2 separate regions of the Homo sapiens genome follow, and region 2 is linked to region 1. A link is a loop called in an ENCODE intact Hi-C map of the cell type or tissue named here. Cell type or tissue: B cell. All regions are shown on one strand. Links, peaks and the distances in the headings refer to the core of each region. The heading gives the core; the rest is flanking DNA.

Region 1 (11,144 bases), core at 987-8,986:
TGATTGCACAACAATGTGCATGTACTTACTGCCACTAAATTGTACTCTTAAAGTGGTAATTTTATGTCATAGTATAGTTCACTCCAATTAAAAAATTTTATAAAATTAATAAAAATAATACACCTCAATAGGATGAAGGGAAAAAAATGATTATCTCAATTGACACAAGAAAGCATTTGACAAAATCCAACACCCTCTAATAATAATAATAATAAACCTGTCAACAAACTAGGAATAGAAGGGAACTTCTTCAAGATAAGAGACATATATGCATTAAAAAAAGAGCTAAATTCACATTCAACAGGGAAAGGCTGAAACCTCTCCCCCTAAGTATAAGAAGAGGACAAGAATGCCCCCTCACTATTTCCATTCAGCATTGTACTGCAGTAGGTTCTAGACAGGGCAATCAAGTAAGAAAATAAGTAAATAAAAGTTATCCATATTAGGAAAATGTAAAACTATCTTTATTTACTGATAATACCATTGTATATAGAGATGATCCCAAAGAATCCATTAGTAACTACTGAAATGATTAAAAGGATTCAGTCAAATTTCAGGACATGCTATGGATTGAATGTTTGTGGCCCTGTCCCCTAAATGTATATGTTAAAGCCTAATCTCCAGTGTGATAATATTTGAAGATGGAGCCTTTGGGAGATAATTAGGTCATGAGGGTAGAGCCCCTATGGATGGGATTAATGCTCTTATAAGAAGTAGCCAGAGAGCTAGCTCTCTCTCTGCTCTCCACCATGTGAGGGTATAATGAGAAGATAGCCATTTGGAACCAGAAAGAGGGCCTATCCCCAGGGAACGAAATTGGCCTGTACTTCTTATCTTGGACTTATCTGGAGACCCAGTCTCCAGAACTGTGAGAAATATATGTTTATTGTTTCAGCCACTCATTCTATGGTAATTTGTTATAACAGCCTGAACTAAGACAAGATACAATATCAAGGCTTAAAAATCATGAGGGCTCAATCCCACAAGACTGCCCTGCACTTTAGATGCCAATTACAAGTTCCAGATTATGATCTGTACTTCTAACAGACCAACTATAAATCAGGGTTCTCATTCAATTAATTTGCTAGAGCAGCTCACAGAACTCAGGGAAACACTTTACTTACATTTACCCATTTATTGTAAAGGATATTACAAAAGATACAGATGAACACCCAGAAGGAAGAGATACATTGGGCAAGGTATGTGGAATGGGGTACCAAACTTCCATGCCCTGTTCAAGTGAGCCACCCTTCAGGAACCTCCACGTGTTCAGCTATCCCAAAGCTCTCTCTTTTTTTTTTAATTTTATTATTATTATACTTTAAGTTTTAGGGCACATGTGCACAATGTGCAGGTTAGTTACATATGTATACATGTGCCATGCTGGTGTGCTGCACCCATTAACTCGTCATTTAGCATTAGGTATATCTCCTAATGCTATCCCTCCCCCCTCCCCCCACCCCACAACAGTCTCCAGAGTGTGATGTTCCCCTTCCTGTGTCCATGTGTTCTCATTGTTCAATTCCCACCTATGAGTGAGAATATGCGGTGTTTGGTTTTTTGTTCTTGCGATAGTTTACTGAGAATGATGATTTCCAATTTCATCCATGTCCCTACAAAGGACATGAACTCATCATTTTTTATGGCTGCATAGTATTTCATGGTGTATATGTGCCACATTTTCTTAATCCAGTCTATCATTTTTGGACATTTGGGTTGGTTCCAAGTCTTTGCTATTGTGAATAGTGCCGCAATAAACATACATGTGCATGTGTCTTTATAGCAGCATGATTTATAGTCCTTTGGGTATATACCCAGTAATGGCATGGCTGGGTCAAATGGTATTTCTAGTTCTAGATCCCTGAGGAATCACCACACTGACTTCCACAAGGGTTGAACTAGTTTACAGTCCCACCAACAGTGTAAAAGTGTTCCTATTTCTCCACATCCTCTCTAGCACCTGTTGTTTCCTGACTTTTTAATGATTGCCATTCTAACTGGTGTGAGATGGTATCTCATTGTGGTTTTGATTTGCATTTCTCTGATGGCCAGTGATGGTGAGCATTTTTTCATGTGTTTTTTTGGCTGCATAAATGTCTTCTTTTGAGAAGTGTCTGTTCATGTCCTTTGCCCACTTTTTGATGGGGTTGTTTGTTTTTTTCTTGTAAATTTGTTTGAGTTCATTGTAGATTCTGGATATTAGCCCTTTGTCAGATGAGTAGGTTGCGAAAATTTTCTCCCATTCTGTAGGTTGCCTGTTCACTCTGATGGTAGTTTCTTTTGCTGTGCAGAAGCTCTTTAGTTTAATTAGATCCCATTTGTCAATTTTGGCTTCTGTTGCCATTGCTTTTGGTGTTTTAGACATGAAGTCCTTGCCCATGCCTGTGTCCTGAATGGTAATGGCTAGGTTTTCTTCTAGGGTTTTTATGGTTTTTAGGTCTAACATTTAAGTCTTTAATCCATCTTGAATTAATTTTTGTATAAGGTGTAAAGAAGGGATCCAGTTTCAGCTTTCTACATATGGCTAGCCAGTTTTCCCAGCACCTTTTATTAAATAGGGAATCCTTTCCCCATTGCTTGTTTTTGTCAGGTTTGTCAAAGATCATATAGTTCTAGATATGCTTCCAAAGCTCTCTTAACCTTGTTATTTTGGGTTCTTATGAAGGCTTCATTATGTAGACATCATGAGCCATTGGTGATCGATTCAACCTTTAACTCCTCTCTGCTCCAATCTTCTAATCATGCCCTGGTCTTTGCCGTGAACAGCCCACATCCTGAAGCTATCTAGGGGCTGCCAATCATCAGTCATCTTATTAGCATACAAAAGACACTCTTATCTCTCAGGATACTTCAAGGGTTTTAGGGGCTGTATGCCAGAAAAGGAGATCAAAGAGCAAATATATATTTCACAATATCACAGTAAACAATTCCATTTACCATAGCGTCAAAAATAATAAAATAACTTAGAAATAAATCTAACCAAAACTATAAAACATTGCTGAAATAATTTAAAGAAGATCTAAATAAATTGCAAGATACCCAGTGTTCATAGGAAACTCTGTTTGTGGGAAATTATGCCCTCTGGAAACTCTGTGTTCATGGATTGTAAGACAATATTGTTGAGATAACAATACTTCCCAAGTTTATCTGCAGAGTCAGTGCAACCCTTATCAAAATCCCAACAGTCCTTTTGTTCAGAAAAGGAAAAGACAATCCTAAAATTCATATGAAATTGAAAGGAACTATGAAATTAGCTGAGCATGGTGGTACATGCCTGTAACCCCAGATACTCAGGATGGTGAGACAGGAGAATCGCTTGAACCCGGGAGGTGGAGGTTGCAGTGAGCCGAGATTGTGCCACTGCACTCTAGCCTGGGCGACAGAGCAAGACTCTGTCTCAAAAAAAAAAAAAAAAAAAAAAAAAAAAAAGGAGCATGAGTAGCCAATACAATCTTAATAATATTTTCAGAGAAATCACACTTACTGATTTCAAACATACTGCACAGTTACAGTAATCAAAAAATAAATGTGGTTCTTGCATAAAGATAAATTAAAAACGTGGTTTTTGCATAAAATTCTATGAAATAGAATTAAGAGTCCAGATATAAGCCTATACATCTGTACTAAATTGATTTTCAACAAGTATGCCAAGACAATTAAAAAGGCTAAGAATTGTCTCTTCAACAGAAGGTGCTGAGACAACTGGATATCCATGTGCAAAACAATGAATTTGGTCCCCTTCATCACACCATACATAATAATTAACTCAAAATGGGTCAAAGACATAAATATAAGAGCTAAAAACAAACAAAATTTTACAAGAAAATATAGGGGTACATTTTCATGAACTTGGATTTGGCAGTGTTTATTTAGGTGTGACTCCAAACGCACAACCAAGTTTTAAGCTTTTGTGCATCAAAAATACTATCAAGAAAGTGAAGACACCCCACAAAACGGGATAAAATATTTTCATATCATATATCTGATAAGGTTCTCTCATCCAGAATTTAAAAAGAACAATTAACAGCCCTGCTACAAACAATTCATTTAAAAAATGAACAAAGCACTTGAAATAGACATTTCTCCAAAGATACACAAATGTCCAACAAGCACACAAAAAGATGCTCATCCTCATTAGTCATTAGAGAAATGCAAATTAAAACCACAATTAGGTACCACTTCATACCCACTAGGATGGCTGTAACGATAAAACTGATTGAATCACTTCTAAAATGTCTTTCTCCACAGATTTATGATCTCACAAATTCCTGTTTTAATTATAGCAATTGTTCTAAGTTTAGTGTCTAGGTTATTCTGTTCAAGTGAACAGAATAATTCATGCGCAAGCACAATTTATAGGTATTTAACAATTAAACGTCTGAAGATAGGAGGCAACGGCAAAATTATGAAAAATCCTAATGCTTAATTTTATGAAGCTACTACAAAACATGTTCTCAGAAAATATCTAAAAAATTGAGCAAATGTTTATTCTACATGGAAATGAGCAGGACATGAAAGTGCATATTCAAAATTATCCAAGCTTTGTAAGAGCTTAGAAAAAAGGAAAAGGAAATAGTGTTAATATTTCACTGTGAGCCCTGGAAAATGGGAGGCCGGCTTAGTTAATTATTTTCTCTTCATGTCAATTTTCTGAATTTTACAGTGTCAATATTGTGCATGCAATTCTTTTGCAATCAGGGGAAAAGAAAAGAAATCCTCAAGAAGTTAAGTCTGGGAATGACAAGTCAGTAAAAATTACGTAGATTGGGTCAAGATGGCAGCCTGAACACTGAGCAGTAGCGCATTTCTCTTGTCCTACCACAAATCCCCTTCAATGGAGGGTGGGGGGACGCGGGGAGGGAGGGGAAAGGAAAGGGCTAATTCCTGAAAGGTGGAAAGCAGAAGGGGCAGGGGCGCAGAGGGTTGAGGTTAGGTGAGGGGAGGGGCGCGTGCTAAACCAGAAGAGGTAAACCAATGCAGTGAGAGAGAGGTGGTTGTGGGCTCCACAGCTTCTGATTTGGAGGAAGCTGCGAGACCGAGAGCCTAGGAGCACCTTCCACGCCCAGGGCTGTGGTACAGGTTGGTGGGGGAGGGGCGCCACGCGGTGTTTGGCAGGAAGGGGAGGCCTCTCTACTGACCGGAAGCTGCGCTAGAAAAAGAAGGAGGAGACTGCGGCGCAGCAGCGACTAGTGGGAGTCCGATGTGGGAGAGGGGCTGCGGCCACCGCCACCGCCGCCGCCACCAGGAAGGCGGAGGACGCAGGAGCCAAGAGCAAGGGACGCCGCCACGGTCATCTTCGCCTGCCCCGCCGCCCTCTTAGAGACACTCATTGCCTATGGATCATCCTCTCCCAGCTTTTGCAAGCACCGGGCTGCTCGCCCGCTGATTTTCCTCCTCCATAGGCTCACTGCGGAGGCAACGGCGAGGTGTCCGATTTGTGCACTTGAGGCCCGCAATCCGGGACGGTGGGGAATCTGCGCCTCCTGGCCGGGTAGTGTTGGAAGCAGGGCGAGGGGAATGGGGAAACGCTTCGTATTTCACCGAACCGCAGATCTTAGCCAGACTGAGCTGGGGAGGAAGGTTACTGCAGGCACTCAGCCAGGGTGCCTTGATTTCCAGCTTTGCTATCTAGCTTTCGGGAAAAACAGGTGTGGGTTTACTGGGTGCGCTGATTAGGAGAAAAAGCTCTCCGTGTTATGCATTGATTTTGTTAATTTCCTTTCTCGGTCCACCTGGCAACTGTGCTCCTCTTCGCAGGCATGAAGACCCCGTTTGGAAAGGCAGCTGCAGGGCAGCGGTCCAGGACGGGCGCTGGCCACGGCAGTGTGTCTGTTACCATGATAAAGAGGAAGGCTGCACACAAGAAGCATAGGAGCCGACCCACCTCCCAGCCTCGGGGGAACATCGTGGGCTGCAGAATTCAGCACGGATGGAAAGATGGAGATGAACCTCTAACACAGTGGAAAGGAACCGTTCTGGATCAGGTACCTGTAAATCCCTCTCTGTATCTTATCAAATATGATGGATTTGACTGTGTTTATGGATTGGAACTTCACAGAGATGAAAGAGTGTCATCACTTGAAGTCCTTCCTAATAGAGTTGCATCATCTAGAATCAGTGATACACACTTGGCAGAAATAATGGTTGGCAAAGCAGTGGAACATATTTTTGAGACAGAGGAAGGTTCCAAAAATGAATGGAGGGGGATGGTCTTAGCTCAGGCACCTGTCATGAACACATGGTTTTACATTACCTATGAGAAAGATCCTGTATTATATATGTACCAGCTCTTAGATGATTATAAAGATGGTGACCTCCGCATCCTTCAAGATTCCAATGATTCTCCTCTGGCAGAGAGGGAGCCAGGAGAAGTCATAGACAGCCTGGTAGGCAAACAGGTGGAATACGCCAAAGACGATGGCTCCAAGAGAACTGGCATGGTCATTCATCAGGTAGAAGCAAAACCCTCTGTGTACTTCATCAAATTTGATGATGATTTCCATATCTATGTCTACGATTTGGTAAAAACATCTTAGAGGTCATCTTGAAATTTGCCAAATATATGAGACTCTAAATCTGTAGACACAGAAAGTCTTGATTGCTTTCCAGTTTGTAAGAACCATCTTCTCCCTTTTTGCACGTTTTGCTTGGCAAAAAAATTGGAACTTCTGCCCTCTCATACGTTTTTGGAAGAAACCTTTTGCCCATCTGTCCAACCTTTTCACTGGTTCCTCTCCGCAATTTAACTGATTAGTGAGAAGGGTAAAGTCTGACATCCATTGGCTCATACTTTTTTTTATCTTGGGTGGTGTTAATAGATTAAAGGTAGCTGAACACCTCTCACCTCACTCTTTTTGGCACTTGGACTCTACACTCATTGAGGTGTGAAGCTTGCTGAGATATCCCATGTGACTGGCTGGGTAAGTGTCTTTGCAATCTCAAATCTCCCCCAAGTGGCTTCAAAAATCTAACTTGGGAAAGAGTGGGAAGCCCATTTTGGTCTCTTGTTCAAGTTGCATTCTCAGTTCTAACTGTACTAAAAGTAAGGCTAATAATTTTGCTCTCTTTCCGGTTCTTTCACCTATTGCTCAACTGTTTTAGAATTAAGAAGGTAATTACTTTGCATTTTAGTACCTAACCATAGGCTGAGAAACCTTGCAAAACTGATAAGAAGACAAGCATTTGGGGACCAAACTCCAAGTGGAGAGATCAAGATTTCTGGTGGAGCTTAAGTGAAAGGTTTTAGTCATCAGTGGCATTAGGGTCTCTCTTGTCTCCAATAGCTCTGGCTGGTATCTGCAGACATGGAGTAGGTTTTAACTGATAGAAGCTGTGCAGGCAGACTTTAGCACAAATGGTCTTTGCCAGCCCAGAGGAGCATTAAGCCAGGCTCTAGCTAGAGCCCTCAGTCACAGGCAAAGGCTGGGTTTGGCTGGGTTTGGACAGATCTGTCCAGAACCTCAAAATGAAAGAGGAGAAACCTAGAATCAAACTGAGATACAGATTTCTTTGCTGTGCTAAGAGAGACTCAAGTTTTAGATTTGATTCTTAGGAGACTGAATTCAGAGTCCCAGCATGTGAGGTGGGCAAGGCACTTGTGAGAACCAAGAATGGCTGAAAGCAGGCTATACTTCCTTGCAGGGACTGGTGGGCTCATCTATTATGGTATCCCAGCAGGACTTGGAACACAGTCAGTGGTAGGTAATCTGTAGGCTTAATGATGTTTTAAGTGCTGGCATTGGTAGATAGAAATCTAATAGATTTTTGTTAGTGTTTGGATTTTTAACTATCCTGTTTCTTGGCTGGCCCTAAGAAACTTATATGCAGATAAGGGTGAGTTCTACTGTGGCAGAAAAGTAAACAATGGAAGGGCCTTTGAGCTTTCCATTATTAAAGAGCCATTGGCGGAGGTTAACCAAAGCCTAGGAAAGAAAAGTTGAAGTACAAGCATGGTTTTTGAGAGAAGCACCTGGCCAAAACCAAAGCTTTCTCATTGAGGTTCTCACAGAAGCTCCATTAGCAGTAACAGCCTAATAAGGCCATGGAGTTCTGCACATTTGGGGCTGGGACTCAAGGCAGTACAATCATATTGGGACTGTACTGCAAGATATCTTCCAAATTAGTTTAAGTTCACAGGTCATGGAGTCCAGACTACCGGCACAGATTGGCATCCTGCTGAGGATGAAACAAAGAAGATGTTCTCTTTTCTCCTATGTTTTATCTGTCTACTTTTGCTTTTTGATGCCACTAAGTCTCTACTATGATGTTTGACTGACAACAGCAATGTGGGTCTGTATTGCCCTATGTTCTAAGTCCTGGGGTCATATATTTGCTTAAAAAAACTGTTCTAGTGGCTGGGGACTAGTGTGCTTTCTAATTTTTTTGATGTGAGGTTGATATTGTGATAATCTTATGTCTTCTTGACCCTTTGGACTCTTTAATATGTATGACATGCAATTGTGGGGTTAGATTAATTCAACTCCTGAGGTCCTGAAGGAACTTCACCCAGTCAAGAGGAAGACAGCCAAGGCTGCAGCTGCTGAAGGAACCCCATATCTGGGCAGACATCTTTGTGAGATCTATATGGCTGAAATGAGAAAAACGAGAAATTGGGAAAGGCAGAATTTTGGACTTTAATTATTTTGGACTTTGAATTAGAAATTTAATTTTGGGCAGTCCTTTTTCCCTTGGAGTTTAATAGTTGATGGGGTGGGGGTGAGGTCATATAGTTCAAACTAAGGCATTTTTATTATGTTGTTGATATTGTATTATTTGGAGTATTTTAATGCTATCTTTGGGAGTCATTGTATAATTGTTGTCAGCTATGTCAGGAAATATGGCTGGACATAATTGTAAATTAGGGCTGCAATTGTGATCAAATTTTCAGTCTAGGGTGTAATGTAGCCTTAGAGTTAATTTAATTACTGTTCTATTTTGACTTATTTCAGAGCCTCTTGGGGGCAAAAACAACTGCTCACCAATCTTACATTGATGGGAGCAGAACTTTTCTAAGATACTGTTGGTCTCCCTGGAAGGGGACAGCCACAGCCCTGTTTGTTGACCAGAGTCTTGAGCATTAACCATTGTGGCTTAAGAGAATGAAAATGTACAAGGGTATGATGGGATCTATCCTCTTCCTCTCTCCATGCTCCTGACTCAAGAAAAGGAAAAGACTTGCATCTCTCAAAAATGTTTGGAAGAAAGTTCTACCCATCTTCTCTTACACTCATTCAATCTTATGCTTGGGAGGAGGAATAACTTGATGAGATTGAGAAAATGGTTATAATGGATAGGCAGCTTAGGCCACTCTTGGATCTTGAGTTCGTTCCACACAGCAAGATGTGGGAAAGACTGCAGTCCTTCACTACATGGCTGGGTAAACATCTGCTTTCTAGACCCAACTATCTCTCCTTGGGGTGGGGGAATCCCAAAGTCGTTAGACTTATGATAGAAGTTCATTTCAGCCTCAGGTCCAAGCCATGTTCTCCAATCCAGCTCTATCAGCTATAAAGCTGGTATCTATTTTGATTCTTTTTTACAGTTTTAATATATAAATTGTTTTTTAGAAAAATAACACATGCCTATGGTAAAAGTCAAACAGTATAAAAGGGTATACTATTAAAAAGTAAGTCTCTCTTCCTCCTTCTCACCCCTGGCCTCAGTTCCCTGGTCCCATTTTCAAAAAGTAACAACTGTTACCAGTTACTGATGTATCATTCCAGAGATATTCCATGTATTTACAAGCATATTGTGTGTGGGTATGTGTGTATCAGGTTTTTTTTTTTTTTTTACACAAATGGTGGCATACTATACATGCTGTTCTGAATTTTGCTTTTTTCACTGAACAATATATTAAAGCTGATATCTTAATCCCTATTTGATTCCTGTGTATATTTTTTAATTGGTTCAGAATCTGGAAGGGAAGGAGGTGTAATTAATTCAAACCTTCAGACCCTAACCCAGTTTAATGAAAACTTACATGACCCTACAAACCCACAATTTCTGCCAGTCCAATTTTTCTCAAAAGTAGAATGTGAAATATATGTGAACATAACGTATTCTCTGAGAGGAACTTCTCAAGAGAGGCCAGTATATTTTTACTGAGGGAAGTTAAAAGGAAAACCAATTATATATTGAAGCTGTGGGGAAAGTTAAGGTACTATATAATTAATAAACCAGAAATGAAATGAACAATTATTTTTTTCTGTTTAAACTTGCACTCACATCTACTGCAATATGCAAATTCATATTTATAGCTTTGATTTGCCTTTTCTAACAGAACTTGCCTGCATGTAACAGGAAACCCATTTCAAACAGGCTTAAACTGTTACCAAACGTTGATCAATATAAATTTAAAAAAAATCTAGAGCTCAGATGGGCTTCAGGCATAGTTTGAATTGGGGCTCAGGCTCAGTGTTTATGATTCTTTAGGATTTTCCCTCTGTGTGTCAGTTTCATTCTCAGGCTGTTTTTTCTTATGGTAGCAAAATTGGACCAGCAGTTCCAGGCTACAGCAGTCCAATCTAGAGAAAGATAGATAACCTGTGTCCTATGATGTATTCTCAGCTGGCTTAGGTCAGATACTTTGACCAATCACTAAAATCTCAGGGATGAAATACACTGATTGGCTTAGCAAGGTCAGGTGTTCCATCCCTAACCTCTAGGGCAGTGGTCCCCAATTGTTTTGGCACCAGGAACTGGTTTCATGGAAAACAATTTTTCCACGGACAGGGTGGGTGAGGGGAGGGGGGTGGTTTGGGGATGATTCAAATGCCTTACATTTATTGTGCAATTTATTTCTATTATTATGTTCTAATATATAATGAAATAATTATATAACTCACCATAATGTAGAATCAGTAGGAGCCCTGAGCTTGTTTTCCTGCAACTAGACTGTCCCAAATGAGGGTGGTGGGAGACAGCAACAGATCATCAGGCATTAGATTCTCATAAGGAACATGCAACCTAGATTCCTTGCATGCACAGTTCACAATAGGGTTCATGCTCCTATGAGCATCTAATGCCACTGCTGATCTGACAGGAGGCAGAACTCAGGTGGTAATGCAAGTGATGGGGAGCAGCTATAAACACAGATGAAGCTTCGCTTGCTTACCCACCTGCCACTCACCTCCTGCTGTGCAGCC
Region 2 (11,144 bases), core at 1,182-9,181, 460 kb before region 1:
AGAATTTCAAGCCAGTGGTTCTTAGCTTGCTTGTCTCCATGGGAGTGGGAACCACTGAGCGAGACCACTTGGCTCTCTGGCTTCAGCCCCCTTTCCCTCTTTCCAGGGGAGTGAACGGTTCTGTCTTGGTGGAGTTCCAGGCGCCACTGGGAAACAACAAGAAAACAACTCTTGCAGCTAGCACAGTGACTGCCCAAACAGCCTCCCAGTTTTGTGTTTCAAACCCAGGTCCCTGGTGGTGTAGGCACAAGAGGGAATCTCCTGTTCTTTGGATTGCAAACCTGTGGGGAAAGCATAGTAAATGGGCTGGATAGCCCAGTCTCTCAGGGCTTCCCTTGGCTAGGGAACGGAGGCCCCCACTCCTTGCACTTCCCGGGTAAGGCAATGCCCAACACTGCTTCTGCTCGCCCTCCATGGTCTGCACCCACTGCCTAACCAGTCCCAGCGAGATGATTAGGTTACCTCAATTGCAAATGCAGAAGTCACTCCCCTTCTGCGTTGATCTCACTGGGAACTGCAGACTGAAGCTGCTATTCCTATTCAGCCATCTCGACATCCATCTTCCTAGGTTTTCTTCTAGGATTTTTTTGTTTTTTTTTGGATGGAGTCTTGCTCTGTCACCCAGGTTGGAGTGCAGTGGTGCCATCTCGATTCACTGCAACCTCTGCCTCCTGGGTTCAAGCGATTCTCCTGCCTCAGCCTCCTGAGTAGCTGGGATTACAGGGCACCTGCCCAGCTATCTGTCAATATTTTTATAGTTTGAGGTCTTACATTTAAATATTTAATCTACTTTAACTTAGTTTTCATATATGGTGACAGGTAGAGATCCAGTTTCATTCTTCTGCATACGGCAGGCAAACTATTATAGTACCATTTATTGAATAGAGAGTCCTTTCCTCCATTGCTTACTTTTGCTCATTTTGTTGAAGATCAGATGGTTGTAGGTGGCAGGTTTATTTCTGGGTTCTCAATTCTGTTTCCTTGGTCTATGTGTCTTTTTTTGCAGCAGTACCATGCTGTTTTGATTATTGTAGCCTTATAGTACATTTGGAAGTTGGGCAATGTGATGCTTCTGTATTGGCTCTTTTTGATTAATATTGCTTTAGCTGTTGAGGTTCTTTTTTTGTTCCAAATGAATTTAAAAATAATTTTGTCAAATTTTGTAAAAATGGCATTAATATTTTGATAGGAGTAGTGTTGAATCTGTAAATTGCTTTGGGCAGTATGGCCATTTTAACTATGTGGATTCTTCCAATATATGAGCATGAAATATTTTCCCATTTATTTGTGTTACCTCTGATTTCTTTTAGCTGTGTTTTGCAGTTCTGCTTGTAAAGATCTTTACCTCATTGGTTAGATGGGTTCCTAGGTATTCCTTTTTTTTTTTTTTGTGGCTATTGTAAATGGAATTCTGTTCTTCATTTGATTCTCACCTAGAACAATATTGGTGTATAAAAATGTTAGGATTTTTGTACATTGGTTTAGTATATTAAAATTTTAGTGAATTCATTTATCAGTTCCAGGAGACTTAGCAGAGTCTTTAGGGTTTTCTAGGTATTGAATCATATCAGTAAAGAGAGAGAGTTTGATTTTCTCTCTTTTTATTTGGGTGCCTTTTATTTATTCCCTTTCTTCATTGCGCTGGCTAGCACATCCAGTACTATATTGAATAGGAGTGGTGAAAGTGGGCATACTTGTCTTGTTCCAGTTCCCAAGGGGAACCGTTCCAGTTTTTGCTCATTCAGTATTACGTTGGCTGTGGGTTTGTCGTAGATGGCTTTTACTATTTTTAGGTATGCTACTTTAATGCTTAATCTGTTGAGGGCTTTTGTCATTAAGGGATGTTGGATTATATTATAGGCTTTTTGTGTATCTATTGAGATGATCATGTAGTTTTTGCTTTTGATTCTGTTTATTTGGTGAATCACATTTATTGATTTCTGTATGGTGAATCAACCTTGCATCCCAGAAATAAAACTTGCATGACTGTGTTGGATTAACTTTTTGATATGCTGGTGGATTTAGTTTGCTATTATCTTGTTGAGAATTTTTGCATCCATGTTCATCAGGGATATTGACTTGAATTTTTTTTTATTTTACTTTACATTTTGTCTCTGCCAGATTTTTGTATCAGAATGCTGCTGGATTCATAGAATGCATTAGGGAGAAGACTCTTCTTCGATTTTCTTGGGAAAGTGTGAGTAGGATTGGTATCAGTTTTTCCTTATATGTCTGGTAGAATTTGGCCGTGAATCCATGGTCCTGGGCTCTTTTTTGTTGGTAAGTTTTTTTATTAGTGATTCAATTTCTGAACTTGTTATTTATCTGTTCATGTCTTCACTTTTATCCCTGATTCTATCTTGGAAGGTTGTGTGTTTCTAGGAATTTATCCATTGTATCTATATTTTCTAACTTGTGTTCACAAAGGTGTTCTGTATAGTCTCTAAGGAACTATTCTATTTCTGTGGAATCAGTTGTAATATCATCTTTGTCATTTCTCATTGTGCTCATTTGGATCTTTATTTTTTATTATTCCTTGTTAGTTTAGCTAATGGTATATCAATCTTGTTTATTCTTTTGAAGGAGCAACACTTGTTTTCATTGATGTTTTGTATGGTCTTTTAGGTCTGAATTCAGCTCAGTTCTCTGATTTAGTTGTTTATTTTCTTCTACTTTATTCGGAGTTGGATGTTCTTTTTTCTTGTTTATCTGACTGTCTTTAGGTTGTTAATTTGACATCTTTCTAACCTCTTGATGAAGGTGTTTAGCACTACAAATTTGTCTCTTACCACTGCTTTAACTGCATCTCAAAGATTTGGTAAGCTGTGTCTCCTATTTCATTAATTTCAAAGTAATTTTTAATTACTGTCTTAATTTTGTTTTTTGCCCAAGAGTTATTCAGGAGAAAGTTGTTTAATTTCCATTTTCTGGTAGTTTTGAGAGATCTTGGTATTGATTTCTGCTTTTATTGCACTATGGTCTGAGAGTTTGCTTGGTATGGTTTTGATTTCTTTGAATTTATTGTGATTTGCTTTATGTCCAAGGATGTGGTGGACCTTAGAATATGTTCTGTGTATGGATGAGAAAAATATATATTCTGTGGTTGTTGTGTGGAGTACTCTGTAGAGGTTGATTGGGTCCAATTGATCAAATGTCAAGTTTCAATCCAGAATTTCTTTGTTAGTTTTCTGCCTCAGTGATCTGTCTAACTCAGTGAGTGGGATGTTAAAATCCCCCGTTATTATTTGTGGCTGTCTAAATCTTTCCATTGGTTAGGAAGAACTTCCTTTATGAATCCAGGTACTTCTACATTGGGTGTGTATATGTTTAGGATAGTTAAGACTTCCTGTTGAATTGAACTCTTTATTATTAAGTATTACCCTTCTTTGTCTTTTATGACCGTTGCTGGTTTAAAATTTGTTAATCTAATGTAAGAATAATGACTCCTGATCTTTTGTTGTTGTTGTTTTCTATTTGCTTGATAGATCTTTCTCCATCCTTTTACTTTGAACTTGTGGGTGTCATTGCAGTTGAAATGGGTCTCTTGAAGACAGTAGATTGTTGGGTTTTATCTTTTTATCTAGCTTGCCACTCTATGCATTTTAAGTGGTACTTTTAGACCCTTTACATTCAGGGTTAGTATTAATTTATGAGATTTTGATCCTGTCATCATGTTGTTGACTGTTTTTTAGACTTGACTGCATAGCTGCTTTATATTGTTTATGGGCCATGTGCTTGAGTGGATTTTTGAGGTAGCAAGTTTTGGTCCTTTATTTTCATATTTAGCACTCTCTTAAAGAACTCGGGTAAGGGTGGTCTGGTAATAATAAATTCCTTTAGTACTTGCTTGTCTGGGAAGAATTTTATTTCTCGTTTGCTTATGAAGTTTAGTTTCATGGAATATGATATTCTTGGTTGAAAATTCTTCACTGTAACAATATTGAAAATAGGCCCCCAATCTCTTCTCACTTGTAGGTTTCTTACAGAGAGTTCTTACAGAGAGTCTGGTGGGGTTTACTTTGTAGGTAACCTGATTTTTCTCTTTAGCTACTTTTAAGAGTTTTTCTTTTGAGTTGATCTTGGTGAATCTGATGACTATGTACCTTCCGGTTTGTCATCTTGTGTAGTATCTACAGGGGGTTTGTGTATTTATTGAATTTGTATGTCCTCCTCCCTGGGACGTTTGGGGAAATTTTCATGGACTATATCCTCAAATATGTTTTACAAGTTACTCTCTCTCCTTTTCTTTTGAAAACACCATGAGTCATACATTTGGTATCTTTACATAATCCCATATTTCTCAAAGGATTTTTTCATTTTCAAAAATTCTTTTTTCTTTATTTTTGTCTGACTGAGTTGATTGTATAAGCTGGTCTTCCAGCTCAGAGATTCTTTCTTCATCTTAATTTTTCTGCTGCTGATGCTTCAGATTCTATTGTGGAGATCTGGAAGTAAATTTTTCAGTTCCAAAAATTTAATTTGGTTCTTTCTTAAAATGGATATTTTATCTTTCAGCTACTGAATTGTTTTATTGGATTCCTTGGATTATGTTTCAACTTTCTCCTCATTCTCACTGAGCTTCCTTGTCATCCAGCTTCTGAATTCTATGTCCACAGTCAGCTCACTCTGGTTAAGAACCATTTCTGGGAGGCTAATGTGTACGTTTATAGGTAAGGGCAAACACTGGCTTTTTGAGTTGCCAGTTCTTGGATTCATTCTTTCTCATGTGTAAGGGTTGATGTTTCTTCACCCGTGAGATAAGTTGAGGATAGTCAGCTGGCTTTGTTTCTGGGTATATTTCAAAGGGTCATGACTTTGTACAGAATGTTTATTTCTGGCTGGATCTTTTCCTTAGTTTTCACAGGTGATACATACTTGCAAAATATTTTAGGTTTGCATTTTGACCTGAGATCCAGCAGGTGGCGCTTAAGAGTGCTAGCAGGCAGATAGGCTCTTCCTACTCTCTTTCAGGGCTCTTCGGTGTTCTGGCCAAGATGACAGTAGTCCTCTGTGGTGTGGGGGAGAGAGGTGACTCGCTCACCTAGATGGCTCCTGGGCTTTGGAGGAGCCCCCTTCGATCACTGGTTCCATGCCCTCACTTCTTTTGTTAGGTGTTCTGGTCCATGGGCTCCCTCAGGCAGGGACCACATTTAGTAGACAGGTCATATCCTTGCCAGGCTGGCCCTGTGGAACAAGGCACACCCCAATCCTCTGCCAGCCCATGAACCTGGGTATCTCCACTTCTCTCAGTGATCTGAGAACGAGGGCTCACCCTTGCTTGGCCACCACCAAGTCCTGATCATCTAAGAGCTGTGGGATGGGGTGGGGTCACTTAATCCCCTGTCTAGGTGCTTTCCGGGGGTTCAAGAAGTTGTGGCCACACACAGAGTTCAGGCAGATGTGGGAATGCTGGGCTGGAAGCTCTATCAGACATGGATTTCCTGGCTATGAGTGGCGGGTTTGGGTGCAGTTGCCTGACCTGCTGTTGGGTTATATTCTAGAGGCTGTTCCTGCCATCAGAGTTCAGACAGAAGTGGGACTGCTGGGCTGGAAGTTCTAGCTGCCTGGCTATGAGTGGTGGTGGGGGTTGTGGAATCACCTATCCTGCAGTTTTTCTGTTTCCCTGGATAACAGGAGGCTGTGTCCACTGGCAGAGTTCAGAAAGAAGAGGAACTGCTGGGCTGGAAGCTCTAGCAGGCATGGCCTGCTGGCTACAAGTGGCAGAGGTGGGCATTGTTGTTTGTGGGTCTCATTTTCCTTTTTTACTTGTATGCCTCATAAATTTTTGTTGAAAACTAGATGCTTTAGTTAATATATTTTATCAACTCTTGATTCTGATTTTTCTCTACCTCTGGGGTACGTTGCTGTGAATTTTGTTAGTATCACTGAAATTTTAGCTTTCAGGGAATTTTTTGTATCTAAGATCTTCCATATTCTGCTTCATGTAAAATCAGCCTCTCTTGGGCAGGGTTGAAGAGCTGCAAGTTCTTATGACCAGCCATGACCTTGTTTAGAACTTCCACAATAAGGTGCCACAGGTAATGGAAGCTGTTGGATGTAGCAGTATTCTCTACTTGCCCACAACAGATGCTGTGTAACATGGGTCTGGAAAGAATGGGAGTTGTCAGTCTTTAAGGTCTGCCTTGCCCTACCCAGTGTGAAAGTTTTGTACCTCAAAGCTGTATCTGAGAAGCGGAGGGGAAAACAGATCCCAGCTTAAATATCATAGACTCCAACTTTTCTTATTAGGAATCACTAATTTTTCTTGAATAAATGCTCCTGAATTTGCTTTATGCCATTTGATCATTTTTCACACTTGAAATGGTTGTTTCCAGTAATTTTTCCAGTTTTATTGCTGGTTTGCTTGAGAGAGAATTTGCTGAGCTTCTTACTCTGTTATTCTGGGATGTTCATTCTTATTTATATTTTTAATTATGTATTTGTTAGTTTAACAAAAAATAATTATGCATTTTGTGCAACAATGCAATGTCCTAGTCAATGCGGATTACATAGGTGAACAAGATAGAAACAGACCACAGCCTTTGAAGAGCTAACAATATAGCAGATTATTTTGTTAAGTAGAATCTTTGCTTAGACTACATGAACATTTCATTTTGTGTGTCTAGCTTATCAATTGGGGAGGTGACCAAGCCCACTCTGTTTAAATATCACAAAGTCAAGTTTGTTCTCAGAGAAAAAGAATGCTGTGATCAATTGTTAATGACTGGCATGGGTACAAGAGGGACTCTTGAGAGTGGCATGTTATGATTTTGCCAAACCTGACATATAAATCTTGAGTTTCACTCTAATGCTGGATGCTGAAGAGGTCACAAAAGATCTGCTTAGCATTCCTGGCACCAATATCAATGGGTTTCTCAGATGAGATCTTTAAAATGCTGTATGGCCAATGCTGTTCATCTCAGGATATAAATGGTCCAAGAGATCTTTGAGTACAGACACCTAAAGTGGGGAGAGGGGAGAAAGCCAGTGAAAGGCCACTTTTGTAAGCTGTTTCCTTCCATCTGTCCTGGTAATCACCTCTCCCAATTATTATGACATATAGGTGTTATGTTGATAATCGTGGTAGGACTAAAGTGGAAGAAAACTGTAAATAACTTCTTTGAGATACAATGATATGAAACATTGTTGATTGCATGTTATCAGGAAATAGCATAGGCTAATCAAATATTCAAAGAATCTGCAGGCTAGATTATTCTCTTTCATTACTGTGTTATTCCAGTGACATTATGCAAAGAAAGCAGGATGGGGCAGGGTGCCAAGACAAATAAATTTTTTTTGCAGTTTTTAGCATGGCTGTGAATGTTCTCCATGACATGCTTACCTTTTCAAACTCATGCTCCTCCTCTCACTCCTCTATTAAAAACTTACTCTCTCCAGTTAGTGTAGTGTTTATACCCTCTGTCCACAGTGTTCCTGTGTGTTTTTCTGTTCTATTGCTCATGGGGTTCGTACTGCGTGGACCATTGTAATACTTACTCAACATCCTTCCTCTGATTAATTTCTAGTTCTCCTTCAGGACCCAGATCAGGGGTCACCTATTCCAGAAAGCCTTCCTTTGTTTTCTTCTACTGAAATTCTCTGTTAACATTTGTTTGTCTCTTGTACTAAGCTAGGAGCTCCCTGAGAGCATGGAATGTATCTGATTCATCTAACACCAGTGCATACAGTATAGTTCACAATACATGCTTAATAAATTTATTCTCATTGTAGAGTGTCAATGGAGCAAAGTAGGAGAAGGTACTTTGCTTCACTGAGCACTAAGTGAGGCAGAAGAACAAGGGAAGAGAGTTAATTAGAAGCAATAGGATTTGGAGTCAGACAGACCTGGGTTTGAATCCTTATCACTTCACTTCATAGCTGAGAGACCCTGTTCAGCCTCCTGTTTCCTCTTCTGTGTAATAAATAAGATCACTTCCTCTGAAATCATAGGGCCTGGGTTAAAGTCCCAGTTCGTATATTATCTTAGCTATGTGACTTTGGAAATGTTTCCTAAAGATTTTTGTGTCTAAATTCCTTCATCTGTAAAATGAGGACACTAATAATTTCTCCTTTTTATAGGGCTGCTGTAAGATAAAATGAGATGAAACATGTAAAACTCAGAACAATTCTAGGAATAGATAAAACAAGGAAAACACATATAACTAATACTACGAAGTAAAGCAGAGATATTGATATTACCTACATTAATATCAATATAAACATATACATGTCTCCAATAAATGGTATCATTATCACTATTATTAATAATTTTAAAGCACTCTACACATTATTACATTATATCCTTCCAACCATCCTTCAAAGTCAATCTAGCATCCTCATCTTAGCTGTAAGAAAGCCAAGGCTCAAAAATTAAATATCTGATTTAGTGTACCCATCTTGTAAGTAGGAGACAAACATAAAAAGCTTATACAAGCTTGAGAAACTGAGAGGGGTATTTCTCAGTAGGAAAAAAAAGAACCAGGAATAAAACATTAACCTATTTGGCATCCAACAATTCTACATCTTTGACAAAAGGTCTCACAAACCTCTTATATTTTCAGCTTTAGTAAAGACAATAAAAACAAAACATGAATGAGCATTATTAACCCATACATGTAGTGAAAATAACATTGCATTTAAAGTCAGATAGAATACAACTGAATTTCAGTCCTGACCCTGACCCTTAAATCACTTTATACATCATTCAGTTTCCTCAGGTTTTACACAAAGATAACTTCAGTTGCTGTGAGGGATTTGGGGGAAACATAAATGAGATAATGTATAGAATTTCTGGCTTCTAGTATCTCGTATATATTAGATACTTGCTAAATTGCAGCTATCATCTATCATGGGTCTTGTATCCATATTACCTAGAATATCATCTGGCTTACAAGGAACACTCTTTAAATGTGTTCAAGGCTAAACTAGAGGGAAAAGTTACAAACCATAGGAAGCCTCAAGCTGAGGAAAATCCTCCCCAAAAGGTATAAACAGTATATTTCTCCTTGGGTTCTAGCCTATTGACTAAAGTATTTTACCTGTCTTCAGAAACTGAGTAACTAGGTGATAGAAACTTAAACGCAGCAATTTAGGCAGCATGTTTTTTCAAAGACTTAAGAAATTAAGGCCAGGCATGGTGGCTCATGTATGCAATCCCAGCACTCTGGGAGGCCAAGGCGGACAGATAATCTGAGGTCAGGAGTTCAAGACCAGCCTGGCCAACATGGTGAAACCTGTCTCTACTAAAAATACAAAACTTAGCTGGGTGTGGTGGCACACTCCTGTAATCCCAGCTACTTGGGGGTCTGAGGTAGGAGAATCGCTTGAACCTAGGAGGTGGAGGTTGCAGTGAGCCGAGCTTGTGCCATTGCATTCCAGCCTGGGCAACAAGAGCAAAACTCCAAGAAGGAAGGAAGGAAGCAAGGAAGGAAGGAAGGAAGGACAGGAAGGAAGAAATTAAGAGTGAGTGATCAAAGCCAGGGAGAGAGTAAGGGTAAGGAAATTAAGGATAGGGACTGTTTAATATCCTCTCCCTCATCCTCCACAACCCTTATGTTAATTAATTTACACGTATTATTTCATTTAATCTTAACTGCAACACTGCAAGGCATAGATTACCCTGACTTCCTAGATAGGAAATAAGTTGAGAAAGATTCAATGTCTTCCTCCAGATGCACAAGTAGAAAATTGCAGAGCAAAGGATTCCAAATTCTAACTTTAAGTGGACCACAGGTTTATTGGGTGAGAACGTGTATTTGATGAAGAGTTCTCTATCTTCATCTCAAAGAATAGTGTGGTTCCCTGGGACAAGACTCTGGAGAAACCATAGAAACTGACCTAGTACATGTCCAGGGGCCTTTAGACTTCACATAATCATGATCCATCCATGGCTTAAAAACCAGGTGAAGAAAATTAGTTTGGTGAATAGAATGAATTGAATTCAAAGGGGATGATAGCTAAGTCAAGTAAATGATCCCTTGGAGAATTGTCTTCTGTACAAGAATCTTCTGGGAAGCCACAGATCCTGATAAAAGCTTAACTTGGTTTAATTCAGAGCAGCCAGGGGAGACTTTGGATCTAGTGTGATCACACTGAGTGATAGAAGACAAGTGGCTGAACCTCCCTGAGGCACAGTTCTGTAAAATGTGGATACTCATATGCACTTGTAGGATTATTGTGGAGAAACCAGATATTGGCAAAGTATCTTCAACATATGACATTAGCAACTGTTTTCTGGAGTTTTCAATCACACAGCACTTTTATACCTGCATGTTTAAAACTTGTCCAACTGCAAAAGAAAATTATGCTTTCCTTGGAAACATACATCTCTATTTCTTTAAGATTACAGAATGTAAGGAATACAATTAGGTACCTGTGTAAGCAAAGTTGAAAGGCCGTGTTAGAGGGACATGATGCTTAGGTGCCACTGTGGGATGTGAGGGATATAAGAACACACCATCATCACCTAGCATATCCACCAGCTCTTTACGCAGGCTTTCTTCCACTGCCTTAAACTTTTGGTATTTCTCATTGCTATATCTGAGCTTTTCTTCCAACAAAGCCAGTCCTACAGAATGATATCATATATCAAGTTAAGGTAATAAACTTCATTTTAATTCCTAGTGTTCTTTATCTTTTCTTATTCAAGTAATACATGTTCATTATAGAACACTGAGAAAGTAAGTGATGGAAAAGGAAACTTTATAATCTTACTTTTAACTCCTTCTAGTTTGTTTTAGTAATGCTATATATAACATTTCTAGCCTCTGCTACTGCATAGTTCATCATAAGGATTTTTCACATAATTGAAAACCCATTATAGCTGAGCATGGTGGCTCATGTCTGTAATCCCAGCACTTCTCAAGGCCAAGGCTGGCAGATTACTTGAGCCCAGGGGTTCAAGACCAGCTTGGGCAATATGATGAAACTCCATCTCTTAGCCAGGTGTGGTGGTGAGCCCTGTAGTCCCAGCAACTTAGGAGTTGAGGCAGGAGGATTGCTTTAGCCCAGGAGGTCAATGCTGCAGTGAGTCATGATTGCATCACTGCACTCCAGCCTGGACATCAAAGCAAGTCCTTCAGAAAAGGGGAAACAGAGAATAAACGTTTGGAAAATTTGCAGCCTGATGATGGATAGAAAAGAAA

The links. A loop is a pair of places that touch in the nucleus more often than their neighbours do. Peaks named below come from ENCODE experiments on the same cell type or tissue, not always from the same donor. Only the 100,000 strongest peaks of a DNase experiment are listed, where the experiment ranks them.
Region 2: a loop joins it to region 1, with 5 times the contacts of the local background. A loop is called at or near these places in 2 of 110 quality-filtered maps.

The regions. Positions count from the first base shown.
Region 1 is chrX:56,989,563-57,000,706 of GRCh38, reverse strand. It overlaps SPIN3 (spindlin family member 3), which reads left to right and starts at 5,166. Exons shown (of 2, transcript NM_001010862.3): 1 at 5,166-5,491; 2 at 5,758-9,876. The coding sequence starts at 5,760. The coding sequence ends at 6,536. RefSeq lists an enhancer at 5,135-5,234. In B cell, for the core only: no CTCF peak of the experiment used is centred there; a DNase peak (open chromatin) is centred at 5,096; H3K4me3 peaks cover 1,598 bases; H3K27ac peaks cover 1,237 bases; H3K27me3 peaks cover 483 bases.
Region 2 is chrX:57,447,947-57,459,090 of GRCh38, reverse strand. FAAH2 (fatty acid amide hydrolase 2) reads right to left here. Exons shown (of 11, transcript NM_174912.4): 10 at 10,373-10,567. Among named protein-coding and RNA genes, the nearest start is that of ZXDB, 140 kb to the left of the region's middle. RefSeq lists an enhancer at 4,834-4,973 and a silencer at 7,281-7,575. In B cell, for the core only: a CTCF peak has its summit at 4,898 (motif pointing right); no DNase peak of the experiment used is centred there.